2 separate regions of the Homo sapiens genome follow, and region 1 is linked to region 2. A link is a contact called in ENCODE Hi-C or POLR2A ChIA-PET data. All regions are on one chromosome and are shown on one strand. Each heading gives the region's core, a stretch centred on a gene start or an enhancer-like site at or near the end of the contact. The rest is flanking DNA. Distances are from core to core; before and after follow the strand shown.

Region 1 (6,748 bases), core at 3,858-6,357, 100 kb before region 2:
AATTTTTAATTTTATTTTCTAACCATCCATTCCTTCAACATTTGACTATTTATATGATTTTTTGGGGGACTGAGTTTTGCTCTGTCACCTAGGCATGATTTCTGCTTGCTGCAACCTCTGTCTTGAGGGTTCAAGCAATTCTTATGCCACAGCCTCTTGAGTAGCTGAGATTACAGGTGTGAGACACCACGCCCAGCTAATTTTTGTATTTTTTAGTGGAGACAGGGTTTTGCCATATTGGCCAGGCTGATCTCGAACTCCTGACCTCAGGTGATCTGCCCACCTCTGCCTCCCTATTAATCTATATGAGTTTTTAAAAAATAAGTGGTAGGAGGAAGAAAGCTTTTTATTTATTTATTTATTTATTTATTTATTTATTTATTTATTTATTTATTTGAGACAGGGTCTCACTGTCGCCCAGGCTGGAGTGCAGTGGCACGATCTTCTCACTGCCACCACTGCCTCCCTGGTTCAAGTGATTCTCCTGCCTCAGCCTCCAGAGTAGCTGGGAACAGGCACGTGTCACCATGCCCGGCTAATATGGAAGCAATTTTTTTTTTTTTTGGGACGGAGTTTCGCTCTTGTTGCCCAGGCTGGAGTGCAATGGTGTGATCTCAGCTCACTCCAACCTCCGCCTCCCGTGTTCAAGCGATTCTCCTGTATCAGCCTCCCAGATAGCTGGGATTACAGGCACCCACCACCATGCCTCACTAATTTTTGTATTTTTAGTAGAGATGGGGTTTCATCATATTGGTCAGGCTGGTCTCATGCTCCTGACCTCAGGTGATCCACCCGCCAAGGCCTCCCAAAGTGCTGGGATTATAGGCTCACGTGAGTCACCATGCCGGGCGGAAGCATTTTTTTTTCTTTCCAGTTGTGACCTAATTTTCTGAGCAGTCTTTGAAATAATCAGTTCCTTCCCCTTCTATATGAAATGTTACCTTTATCGTATACTTTTATATATGTAGGTCCTATCGCTCTGTAGCCAGGCTGGAGTGCAGTGGCACCATCTCGGCTCACTGCAACCTCCGTCTCTCGGGTTCAAGCAGTTCTTCTGCCTCAGCCTCCCGAGTAGCTGGGATGACAGGGATGCACCACCACGCCCAGCTAATTTTTGTATTTTTAGTAGAGATGGGGTTTCATCATGTTGGCCAGGATAGTCTTGATATCTTGACCTTGTGATCCGCCCGCCTCAGCCTCCCAAAGTGCTGGGATTACAGGCGGGAACCACTCCACCTGACCAAGTCTCTCTTTTTTTTTTTTTGAGCTGGAGTCTTGCTCTGTCGCCCAGGCTGGAGTGCAGTGGCGCAGTCTCAGCTCACTGCAGACCCCGCCTTCCGGGTTCAAGCAATTCTCCTGCCTCAGCCTCCCGAGTAGCTGGGATTACGGGCGTGAGCCACTATGCCTGGCTAATTTTTGTATTTTTAGTAGAGACAGGTTTTCACCATGTTGACCAGGCTGGTCTTGAACTCCTGACCTCAGGTTATCCGCCTGCCTCAGCCTCCCAAAGTGCTGGGATTACAGGCGTAAACCACCGCACCTGGCCAATTCTGTCTCTTTTTAAATAATCTACTAGATTCAGTTTATAAAGATTTTATATGTTTACTTATGTTAGTATTTAACAAACATATATTTCCTTTTTTTTTTGGGGGGGGGGATGGAGTCTTGCTTTGTCACTCAGGCTGGAGTGCAGTGGTGTGATCTCAGCTCACTGCAACCTCCGCCTCCCAGGTTCGAGCAATTCTCCTGCCTCAGCCTCCGGAGTAGCTGGGATTACAGACACGTGCCACCATGCCCAGCTAATTTTTGTATCTTTAGTAGAGATGGGGTTTTGCTATGTTGCCCAGGCTGGTCTTGAACTCTTGACCTCAAGTGATTCACCCGCCTCAGCCTCCCAAACTGCTGGGATTACAGGCGTGAGCCACCGTGCTCAGCCTTTCCTCATTTTTGTCTTTTTTTTTTTTTTTTTTTTTTGAGACAGACTCTCGCACTGTCGCCCAGGCTGGAGTGCAATGGCGCGATCTCGACACATTGCAACCTTGGCCTCTCAAAGTGCTGGGATTGTAGGTGTTAGCCACCGCATCCAGCTCCTCATTTTTTTCTAATCAAAGAAATGAGGCTCTTCTCAAAGGATATTAAGGTATGCAGGACCTCTGTGAGGATTATAACAGTAACATTTTTCTTAACTTGCTTAGAGTTACAAGGCAGTGGAGGACAGACATCTTTTTGCCTAAGGCTGACTCCCTTGAACAGATATTTTGATAACTAGGCCAATAGCAATGAAATTTTTGTGAAACATTGAAACTGGGACTTGTGAGGATTCATGAGCCACTTAAGACTCTGTAGGCTGGGCAGCCGGGCATGGTGGCTCACGCCTATAATCCCAGCACTTTGGGAAGCTGAGGTGGGCCTGTAAATTATCAACATTTTGTTTTGTGAAATAAAACACACTTTGAAATCTGGTTGGAGGAGTGGTCGTGGTGGCTCACACCTGTAATCCCAGTACTTTGGGAGGTTGAGGCAGGTGGATCATTTGGGGTCAGGAGTTCGAGACCAGCCTCGCCAACATGGCAAAAACCCATCTCTACTAAAAATACAAAAACTAGCCGGGCATGGTGGCATGTGCTTGTAATTCCAGCTACTCAGGAGGCTGAGGCAGGAGAACCGCTTGAACCTGGGAGGCAGATGTGGCAGTGAGCTGAGATGGCACCACTGCACTCTAGCCTGGACGACAGAGTAAGACTCTGTCACAAAAAAAAAAAAAGAAAGACTCTGTGGCCTGGGCATGGTGGTTCCATGCCTCTAATCCCAACTGTCTGGGAGGCGGAGACGGGTCAATTGCTTGAGCCCAGGAGTTTGAGCCCAGCCTGGGCAACATGGTGAAACTCCCTCTCTACAAAAAATACAAAAGTTAGCCAGACATGGTAGTGTGTGCCTGTAGTCCCAGCTACTCAGGAGGCTCACTTGACCCCTGGGGGTCAAGGCTGCAGTGAGCTGTGATGGTGCCACTGCACTCTAGCCTGAAGAAGGCACTGCTAGTCACAAATCTTCTGAAACTGGCATTTTGGTTGTAAGAATTGTTTGGTGGTAATGGCAGTATAGTTCACATACATTACCTTTTCCCTTACATGAGTTGTTCCACCAGATTTCTTTTTTCTTTTCTTTTTTTTTGTTTTTTTGTTTGAGACAAGAGTTTCCTGCTGTCACCCAGGCTGGAGTGCAATGGCATGATCTTAGCTCACTGCAACCTCTGCCTTTCAGGTTCAAGCGATTCTCCTTCATCAGCCTCCTGGGTAGCTGGGATTACAGATGCACACCACCAGATATTTTTGTATTTTTAGTAGAGACAAGGTTTCACCATGTTTGCCAGGCTGGTCTCGAACTCCTGGCCTCAAATGATCCACCTGCCTCGGCCTCCCACAGTACTGGGATTACAGGTGTGAGCCACTGCGACCAGCCCTCCAACCAGATTTCAAAGTGTGTTTTATTTCACAAAACAAAATGTTGACAATTTATAGAGCATACATATACATATGTGTGTATGTATATATATATTACATAATACTTCTTTGAAAAGGAAAGTATATAAAAATAAAACTGATAGACTGTCAGAACATCAGACTTGAGAACAAGTGTCTGGTTGCATCACAGAATCCCCTACCTCCTTGTCCCAATATTCTTTTTCTCCCCATCTAAGACACCTCTATGTTCTCAGTTGTTGCTTGTTTAGCAAGATTTTTATTTTCATTTTTATTTATTTATCATTAGAGATGGAGTTTCGATCTTGTTGCTCAGGCTGGAGTGCAATGGCACAGTCTCGGCTCACTGCAGCCTGGGTTCAGGCGATTCTCCTGTCTCAGCCTCCCGAGTACCCAGGTGCCCACCAGCATGCCCGGCTAATTTATTTTTAGTAGAGAGGGTTTCGCCATGTTGGCCAGGCTGGTCTTGAACTCCTGACCTCAGGTGATCCACCCACCTCAGCCTCCCAAAGTGCTGGGATTACAGGTGTGAGCCACTGCACCTGGCCCAAGATTTTTAAAACAGCATTATTTCTTCCTTTTGTAAAGATGGAAAACCGTGAGCTTGAAGTCAGTGACAAGGAAAAAAAAGTTATAAACTCTGGCTAATTTATTTTGGCAGAAGAGAAGATACCAGAAGAGTCCTTCTGTAAAATAAAAGATGTGGGATATTAGGGTGGTTCTAGTGTGATCTTGGAAAGACAATTGAAGAACACTGTTAACTCTGAAACTCCAATTCTAATTTGTTTTTTTGGTTTTTGTGGGGTTTTTTTGAGACAGAGTCTTGCTCTGTCGCCCAGGCTAGAGTGCAGCGGCGTGATCTCAGCTCATTGCAACCTCCATCTCCTAGGTTCAAGAGGTTCTCCTGCCTCTTGAGTAGCTGGGATTACAGGTGCCTGCCACCATGCCCAGCTGATTTTTGTATTTTTATTAGAGATAGGGTTTTACCATGTTGGCCAGGCTGGTCTCGAATTCCTGACCTCAAGTGATCTGCCCGCATTGGCCTCCCAAAGGGCTGGGATTACAGGCAGGAGTCACAGCGTCCGGCCTGCTTCATTCAAAATTAGAATTAGCGTTTGTGCAATTGATCTTTCAAGTAAGATTGATCATTTGCTGCATGTTTGAAAGACAGCATTTTGTATGTAAGCATGACACTTTGGACTGGTAGGTAACCTATACAGAGATTGGATTTTCAGATATGTAGACTGGATTTTCAGAAATAATTTTACCAAATTTCATGTTTTCAAACTTACTCAGGTTACGTGTATAGCAGCTTGTTTAACTGCGCAAGAAAGCCGTGCGCGCCTGTTTTTGCAGCTGCTGGGGAAGACTGAAACAGGAAAATCCCCTGAGGCCAGAAGTTCGATAACTACTGTACCCCAGCCTGGGCAACAAAGCAAGACTTTGTCTCTGGGGGGAAAAAAAAAGAAAAAAGACACCATAGTGGCATCATTAGTGCCAAACCCTTAAAGGCAGGAGCTAGTTTACGTTATTTACCTTTTAATCTGTAGAGCATTTTTAAGTTTTATTTCAGTCGTGTCACCAAGCATACTAGGAAAGGACATACTGAATGAGATCATCCAAAGGGGTGTGGAGTATGTAGATAAGCGCAGTGACTGCTGGCTATTTGCACCCTAGGCTTATATTTCTTAAGATTTTGAATAGCCAGATATTAAAAATACAGGTGCTGGGTTATTGTAGTTTGGAAAATATCTTTATTCCAGAAATTAGGGGGTCTAAAGAGCACATGAGAAAAATGATCCTATATTTAGAGTGGTTTGAATCTAAGGGTGAACTCTCAGGCAGCGCTGGGGACTCATACTTAACTGGCAAGGGAAATAACATGATCATTAAAGGTGGATTTTTCAGGGTGAGGTTTGTCTCTTGCATTGTGGATGTGCTGACCCCTGTGGTTTTCTACAAATGTGGGAAACTTAATTGCATAATTTGTGGTAGTGGGGACTATGTTGGTTCTCTCCCCTGATCTGGCTTGTTTATAAAAGGCGTACGTTGTATCTTTGCTTCGTAGGTTTTCCTGTGTTATATTGTAACCTCCTGTTTTGGAATAGCGAGAGATTGATGCCTTCTAATGGTCATTTTTTTCTCCACACACGCTTTTGGTCTCACACCCCTCGTGGTTGGTGTTGTCATTGAGTACTACAGTGATTTGCCATTACAATCAGAAGTACGCAGTTGAATACCTTTGGCGGCTCTAAGGGAGTGTTACCTTCACATTTTCCTTGTTTGTAGCCCTTTCCTTTTCAAAGCTAACAATTTAGCATCTTCTGACTTTTCTTCTGTCTTTATATCTTTTTGTGGACCTCCAGAGTCCTTCTGTTTTTTTTCTTTTCTTGGAGACGGCGTTTCGCTCTTGTAGCCCAGGCTGGAGTACAATGGCGCAATCTCAGCTCACAGCAACCTCAGCCTCAAGGGTTCAAGGGATTCTCCTGCCTCAGCCTCTTGAGTAGCTGGGATTACAGGCACACGCCACCACGCCTTGCTAATGTTTGTATTTTTAGTAGAGACGGGGTTTCACCATGTTGGCCAGGCTGGTCTCGCACTCCTAACCTCAGGTGATTTACCTGCCTCGGCCTCCCAAAGTGCTGGGATTACAGGTGTGAGCCACGGCGCCTGGCTCCAGTGTCCTTCTCTTTTATTATTATTATTATTATTATTATTATTATTATTATACTTTAAGTTCTAGGGTACATGTGCACAACGTGCAGGTTTGTTACATATGTATACATGTGCCATGTTGGTTTGCTGCACCCATTAACTCGTCATTTACATTAGGTATGTCTCCTAATGCTATCCCTCCCCGTTTCCCCCATCCTATGACAGACCCTGGTGTATGATGTTCCCCACCCCGTGTTCAAGTGTTCTCATTGTTCAATTCCCACCTATGAGTGAGAACATACGGTGTTTGGTTTTCTGTCCTTGCAAAGTTTGCTCAGAATGATGGTTTCCAGCTTCATCCATGTCCCTACAAAGGACATGAACTCATCCTTTTTTATGGCTGCATAGTGTTCCGTGGTGTATATGTGCCACGTTTTCTTAATCCATTCTATCATTGATGGACATTTGGGTTGGTTCCAAGTCTTTGCTATTGTGAATAGTGCTGCAATAAGCATACACGTGCATGTGTCTTTATAGTAGCATGATTTATAATCCTTTGGGTATATACCCAGTAATGGGATTGCTGGATCAAATGGTATTTCTAGTTCTAGATC
Region 2 (7,404 bases), core at 4,726-7,225:
AAAAAAATAAAAATTAGTCAGGCATGATAGTGTGCACCTGTAGTCTCAGCTATTCGGGAGGCTGAGGCAGGAGGATCGCTTGAGCCCAGCAGTTCAAGGCTGCAGTGAGCTGTCATTGCGCCACTGTACTCTAGCCTGGGTGGACTGAATGAAACCATGTCTCAAAAAAAAAAAAAAAAAGACTGAAGTGAGCCATTTGTTTGGCCACATAGTAATCAGGTCCTGAATATTGTGAAATAAGCAGGAAAAAAGGGGTGGAGCAGAGATGCTAAAGAAATAAATTTGCAGGCCGGTCGCGGTGGCTCACACCTATAATCCCAGCACTTTGGGAGGCCGAGGTGGGAGGATCACTTGAGGTCAGGAGTTTGAGACCAGCCATGCCAACATGGTGAAACCCCATCTCTACTAAAAATACAAAAAGTAGACAGGTGTGGTGGCACACACCTGTGATCCCAGCTACTTGGGAAGCTGAGGCAGGAGAATCACTGGGACCCCAGAGGCGGAGGCTGCAGTGAGCCGAGATCATGCCACTGCACGCCAGCCTGGGTGACAGAGGAAGACTCTGTCTCAAAAAAAAAAAAAAAGAAATTTGCAGGCCGGGTGTGGTGGCTCATGTCTGTAATCCCAGCACTTTGGGAGGCAGAGGCAGGCAGATCACGAAGTCAGGAGTTCAAGACCAGTTTGGCCACCATAGTGAAACCCCTCTCTACTAAAAATACAAAAATTAGCTGGGCATGGTGGCACATGCCTATAGTCCCAGCTACTCAGGAGGCTGAGGCAGGAGAATCACTTGAACCTGGGAGGTGGAGGTTGCAGTGAGCCAAGATCGCACCTCTGCACTCCAGTCTGAGTGACAGAGAGAGACTCTGTCTCAGAAAAATAAATAAGTAAATATAAATTTGCTGCTTTTTACTATTTTATTTTTATTATTGAGACTACATTGCTGTTTTTAAAATGCTTCTTCATTTGCCTTTAACCTATAATACTCAAGGGACTCACAGGTTCTGAGTAGCCGCAGCCTCCTCATCTGTAAGATGATGCCAACACATGGGCTATGTCTCTGCCTGTGAGGGATTAGTGTGTTTAAATTCAGTCCTCAACTTGAGTTGACTAGGGCCTTTCTCCTTATTTAGAATATTAGAATAGGACGGTCACCTCATCTCCACCCATTCTGCAGATGATGATGCTGAGGCTCAGGATTAGCATTCCTTCATGCTATTCCAGTCAGTTAACAGCTGCTTTTCCCCACCAGGAAGGGAAGGCAGAGGCACATGCACAAAGAGGTAGGGAGAGTCAGCTCAGTGTCACACTGACTGCTGGGTAGTGTTAGATAACCCCGTTGTTAACACTGCATCCAACTATAAAGGGATTTCGTTACAATGAACAGCAACTTAAAAGTGATTTCCTACATTATTAATAGCATCAGTCCATGCAATCAACTTGTTCACCAGAGTCTTCTGAGGATATAACAGATGAATTTTTAACTCCAGACGGTGAATATTTTTACTCCTCGACTGCTCAAGAAAACTTAGCTCTAGAGGTAAAAAACGCAGTTCAGGGTAAAGTACCTTTTCACCTTTCTCCATTGCCTTATTTCTTTTATTGAGAAAAATAGCTTACATATCAAAGTATGTAATGTCTACCAGGATTTTTTATACCTTTTTTGGTGTCAGGAGTGTGATATGAACCCATGCATTCATACGTGTTTTGAAAAACATCTGAAAATTTTTTTATTTTTGAGGATGGGAAGTCATGTGCAGTTTCTCCCAAAATTGTGGTTACTGCATTTATACAGCACTTTGTACTTTTTTTTCAAAACTTTTTTTTTTTTTTAATTTTTGAGATAGAGTCTCGCTCTGTCACCCAGGCTGGAGTGCAGTGGTGTGATCTCGGCTCACCGCATCCTCTGCCTCCCGGGTTCAAGCGATTCTCCTGCCTCAGCCTCCTGAGTAGCTGGAATTACAGGCGTGTGCCATCACACCCAGCTAATTTTTGTATTTTTAGTAGAGATGGGGTTTCACCATGTTGGTCGGGCTGGTCTCAAACTCCTGAACTCGTGATCCGCCCGCCTCGGCCTCCCAAAATGCTGGGATTACAGGCGTGAGCCACCATGCCTGGCTCAAAATGTTTTTATTCATGCTACTTAATTCATACTTCCTAATGGGAAAGGACAAGGCTATCATTCCTCTCTCTGAGGAAGACTGGTGTTCTGCAGATATACGGAATTAATTAACTCCAGCCTGCCAAGTTTTAGTGATGGGAGAGCCAGGATTGAGGCAAGGGTTCAGCAACAAATATGAGACTGTCCAATATACCAAGTTTTCTTGGGAATCTGCCTAGCTTTTACAAGAACCTCCTGTACAGAGTATTTTCATTTGTAAAATGAATTTTGATGAATTCTCTTATTTACTTATTTTCCACCCTACCTCCCTGCTAACCTGGCACCTTTTTGGGATCTTTTACCTATATGAAAGGGAGGATTGTGTCAATCACAGTATTTGACTGATAAGAATTCTAGGATGCATCAAAGATGTAATTTCAGGCCAGGCGCGGTAGCTCACGCCTGTAATCCCAGCACTTGGGGAGGCCGAGGTGGGTGGATCGTGAGGTCAGAAGTTCAAGACCAGCCTGGCCAAGATGGTGAAACCTCGTCTCTACTAAAAATACAAAAATTAACCGGGCGCAGTGGCAGGTGCCTGTATTCCCAGCTACTCGGGAGGCTGAGGCAGGAGAATTGCTTGAACCCGGGGGACAGAGGGTGCAGTGAGCTGAGATCGTGCCACTGCACTCCAGCCTGGGCGACAGAATGAGACTCCGTCTCAAAAAATATATATATATAATTTCAGCTAGGTGTGGTGGCTCATGTCTATAATCACAACACTTTAGGAGGCTGAGGCGGGAGGATTGCTTGAGCTCAGGAGTTTGAGAACAGCTTGAGCAACATAGCAAGACCTTGTTTGAAAAAAAGGAAATGAAACATTACTAGTCCCCAAAAGACCCCTTGTGATCCCATCCAGTCACTGCCTCTTCCAAAAGGAACCATTGTTCTGACTTCTTACCTCGTAGAGTAGTTTTGCAGACTGGGCCAGCTTTTAAGCCTTCTTTAGCTCTTCTGATAAAGCTCCCAAGAACCAAAATATCTTTGTTGGAAGATTGGGTTGAATAGGGATAGTGATATAAGGAGGCGGAGTCACATAATTCCTCTTCACAATGAGAGGTGAGGGAGGACTTACTGAGGAGAGGACATATGATACAAATAAGTACTTAATGTCTAGGAAGCAAGTTTGTGCTTTTTCTATAAAGATGCAGGGATCTTATGAAGATTTTCAAGATTTAAGAACATCAAGAAATTATTGACCTTTTAATATGTCTGCCTCCAGTGAACCTCCTTTCTTTGCTTTTCTTTTGTTCTTTTTTAGACCTCGAGTCCCATAGAAGAGGACTTTGAAGGAATACAAGGTGCATTTGCCCAACCTCAAGTCTCTGGTAATAAGCCCTTAGGGAAGATTCCTTGAGAATCACTTCCCTTAAATTTCTTCTGTTGGATCACAGATGTTTAGAGCTGGGGGGATCCTGAGGGACAGCCTCGTCCAAACCTTTCATTATATGGTTGAGAAAACCAAGGTTCAATGATTTCTCCTCAATAGAACAAATCCCTTCCTCCTCACCAACCTCATGACATCCACGTGTTGTATTATTTATACCTCCCCTTGCATTTTTATAGCAAATGTTGTTGTAGTCACTGCTTTTTCCCCCTTTGGTCTCTCAAGCTTTCAGGCTCCTTGGTGTGCCACATAGCAAGTGCAGTTATCTTTGCTAAGCTGACCTGGGGGATTTGCCCAAGCTACATAGCTAGTTATTAACATAACAAAATTAGAACTAGGTTTTCATGTATTTCTTCTCCCCAGAAGGCAGTGTCACCAGCATTTTCCTTTGCTTGCTTAGCATCTTAGCAAAGAGTTAGTAACAGTTAACAATGCAGATTCAACTTAACATCTACCACTTGGGAGGCCTTGGGTTCTATATAACTTAGCAGGGGCTTTCTTTTAGATGAGAAGGTAGCCTTGGATCAGTAGCCAGGGATGTGGCACCAGACAGATATAAGTTAACTGTTGGCTTTGTTACATTTTTAAAATTGTGTACTCTTGTTCTTTTAAGGTATGTACTCATCTATTTTAAAAGTAGAGTTATCCACCTACCAACCTGTGTAGCTATCCATGGTCATGTCTCAACCGTCTAAACCCAAACAGCGTAGTGTTATGAACTTACTCCCTTCTTCCACTGCATACTCCAGCTTCCAACTGTAACCTTGTGAAGGCCCCTGCCAGAGTTGGGAGCATTTTAAGAAGCTGTAAGCTTTTAGATCAACTTTTACTTAAAGTCTCAGCATAATATGTATTAAAAGTCTCCAGAGCCTTGGGCCACCCACCTCTTCCTGCAGAGCCTCTTTTTTGGACCTGCCTTGTATGTGGCCACTTAACTTGTATGTGGAGGTGAGTTGAGTGGGATGGAAAAGTTTAGGGCAGACAGGTCAGATAACCAGAGCTAGTTTAATACAGACACATGAAGTATGTGAAAAAGTCTCTGATTTCTACTCCATTCACTTCTTTCTGCCCCTCTCTGCCCCCTTTTCCTTCTACTGTTCTGATATATATCCCCTTCCACATGAGAGGACACAACAGGGGTACAGGATGCAGCATGCTAGGTTCCAAGACCCATTCTGCCACTGACTTTTTCTGCATAACCTTCAGCAAGTCACTTCACCCCAGGGCCCTACTTTCCCCTGGTATAAAGTAAAGGAGAGGGTCGGACTCTAAAGTCTCTAAGCTCTAAATGTTGCTTCTTAGGAATTAGTTTATGCTTTCTGGATATTTATCATTTTAAAAGGGTCAGAGGAAGAGGAACCCCCAATGTCTCTCCACTGGTGGGGTTTCAGAGCTCCTTGGTAGCTGTGAAAGGTGGCATTGTTCTGATGGGCCTTCTTAGTGTCTACCAGACCACCTGGACCTAAGGAATGGGATGGGGGTGGGGGAGTCATAGGCATTTGGAAACAGGGCTGGATGCTCCATCTGCCCCCTTCTTTATTAACTAGGACAGTACAGTGGTGGGAAGGAAAATGGATACTGGCCCTGCCTGCCTGGAGCAAAGCATCTTACTGAGAACTGGGGAGGAGTAACTTCAGATAACTTGATGCCAAGAAGAACAGAAGACAGTTGAATTAGCTCCTCAGTACTCAAGACCCCACGCCCACGCCCACGCCCACACCTAGTGTTTGATGGCCAAGTGGCATAGTTAGAGTTCGGGGCTGTTTAGTTAACAAACAGTTCTTGTTTTCAACGCCCCCTGGCGTCTGTTGACAGGAACCGGGTCAGTTTGCCTTCTTAAAAAGACAAAACAACATTTGTCTTCAGAAATAACTGTGGTTATAACTGAAAGGCCAGTAAATAGCTTGATTGTATTCTGAGTGTCAGAATATAGTTCTGTGCTCTGAGCAAGGAAAATAAACTTTCAGAGCAAAAACCTCTTCTACAGCACTCAATCCAAACCCAATTAGGGCAGCACTTTGTTTATCCAGATTATTTCTAATTCTGGACCAGACCAAGGGACATTCTAGGGAATGGTGACAATAATTTGGGTTGACAAAGATTCAGTAAAAAAAAATATATATATATATTTTTAACTTTATTCTTTCAGGTGAGGAAAAGTTCCAAATGAGAAAAATTCTTGGAAAGAATGCTGAGATTTTGCCCAGGTCTCAATTTCAACCTGTACGAAGGTATGGGCTATTATTATCTTATGCAGTTTCAAACTCATAGATGCAATGTTAAATGGTGATAATGCTCCGTGTTTATATATTGCTTGTCTTCAGATGTATTAGCTACTATCTTATAAAAGTTAGCTTTGGGCAGCTTAGCTGTGTTAGGACTTGTGCAGTAGAATTTGAGGGATTGAGTCATCACCTTTACTTAGATCTGACTCTGACTTTCTGTTCATGTGACCTTGTCAAGGTTCTCAACCCCTCTATTCTATTTTCCCATCTGTGAAGCAGGGATAAGAATCCTTACTGAGAATGTTGACAATAGGAACTTAAAGTAATAATATAACTCCTGGGCATTTATCCCAGAGAGATGAAAATTTACATTTACACAGAAATACATACAGGAACGTTTATAACAAATTTATCCATAATACCTCCAAACTGGAAACCCGGATGTCCTTCACCAAGTAAATGATTAAACAGACTTTGGTACATCCATACCATTGAGTGCTTGCTACTCAGCAGTAAAAAGAAATAAACTATTGATACATGCAACAACTTGGCTAAATTTCCAGAGAATTATGCTGAGTAGGAAAAGCAATCCCAAAAAGTTATTTACTGTGTGATTCCATTAATATAACATTCTTGAAATGACAAAATTATAAAAATAAAGAACAGATGAGTGGTTGCCAGGGGTTAAGGAAGGGGTGGGGAAAGGAGGGAAGCAGGCATAGCTGTAAACCAGAAATATCTTTGTGGTAGTAGAAATGTTCTGTATCTTGACTGTATCAATGTCAATATCCTGGTTGTGATACTGTCCTATAGATTTGCAAGATGTTACCACTGGGATAAAGTGGGTAAAGTGTATTTTCTTTTTCTTGAGATAGAATTTCACTCTTGTTGTGTGATCTCAGCTCACTGCAGTGGCGTGATCTCAGCTCACTGCAGTGGCGTGATCTCAGCTCACTGCAACCTCCACCTCCCGGGTTCAAGTGATTCTCCTGCCCCAGCCTCCCAAGTAGCGGAATTATAGGCATGTGCCACCACACCTGGCTAATTTTGTATTTTTAGTAGAGATGGGGTTTCACCATGTTGGCCAGGTTGATCTCGAACTCTTGACCTCAGGTGATCCACCTGCCTCGGCCTCCCAAAGTGCTGGGATTACAGGCGTGAGCCACCGCATTCAGCCAGTAAAGTGTATTTCTTACAATTGCATGTGAATCTACAATTATCTCAAAAGAAAAGTTTAAAAAATTCATAATTGTTATAACGTATCTGGCACAATAACATTCAATTTATTTTATTCTCTCTGGGCCTCAGTTTCCTTAATTATAATTATTGTAGCTAGTATTTCCTAAATATCTAGCATATGCCAGGCACTCTGTTTCATTGTCTGATTTAATCCACATAACAACCCTGTGAGGCACATACCATTGCCTCCATTTGCCAGTAAAGAAAGCAAAGTTCAGAGAGTTTAAATATTTTTTTCTAAGGTCACTCAGCTAGTCAGTCAGGATAGACTAGATTATGCTATATATAGTAAACAACTCCCAAATTTTAGTGGTTTAAAACAACAAGTTTCTTCTTTGCTCCTGCTTCATGTCCATGGCTCATGGGTTGGCCAGGAATGTTCTGTGCTATATTGC

What was found. Hi-C counts contacts between places; a loop is a spot of excess contacts on that map. ChIA-PET counts read pairs that join two places held with the same protein, here RNA polymerase II (POLR2A). Pooled maps may share reads with other maps.
Region 1: a loop to region 2 is called in a map of psoas muscle, with 2.1 times the contacts of the local background. The contact joins two enhancer-like sites. A Hi-C loop is called at or near these places in 3 of 168 maps with a recorded cell type or tissue (K562, mammary epithelial cell and psoas muscle) and 4 of 50 pooled maps. POLR2A ChIA-PET finds 5 or more read pairs at or near these places in 11 of 52 experiments (A673, BJ, H1 and 8 more).

Annotation. Positions count from the first base shown.
Region 1 is chr17:58,678,279-58,685,026 of GRCh38, reverse strand. All of the region lies in intron 1 of TEX14 (testis expressed 14, intercellular bridge forming factor), which reads left to right. The region is part of intron 1 of IGBP1C (IGBP1 family member C); the gene reads left to right. It also overlaps the pseudogene RNVU1-34. Among named protein-coding and RNA genes, the nearest start is that of IGBP1C, 10 kb to the left of the region's middle. Within about 2 kb of position 5,107, at least 2 of the 41 ENCODE cell types and tissues checked have a DNase peak (open chromatin) inside an H3K27ac peak, as active enhancers do.
Region 2 is chr17:58,575,747-58,583,150 of GRCh38, reverse strand. TEX14 (testis expressed 14, intercellular bridge forming factor) reads left to right here. Exons shown (of 32, transcript NM_031272.5): 20 at 3,420-3,486; 21 at 5,695-5,776. It overlaps LOC107985048 (a long non-coding RNA gene), which reads right to left. Exons shown (of 3, transcript XR_001752952.2): 3 at 2,924-4,321. Among named protein-coding and RNA genes, the nearest start is that of SEPTIN4, 35 kb to the right of the region's middle. Within about 2 kb of position 5,975, at least 3 of the 41 ENCODE cell types and tissues checked have a DNase peak (open chromatin) inside an H3K27ac peak, as active enhancers do.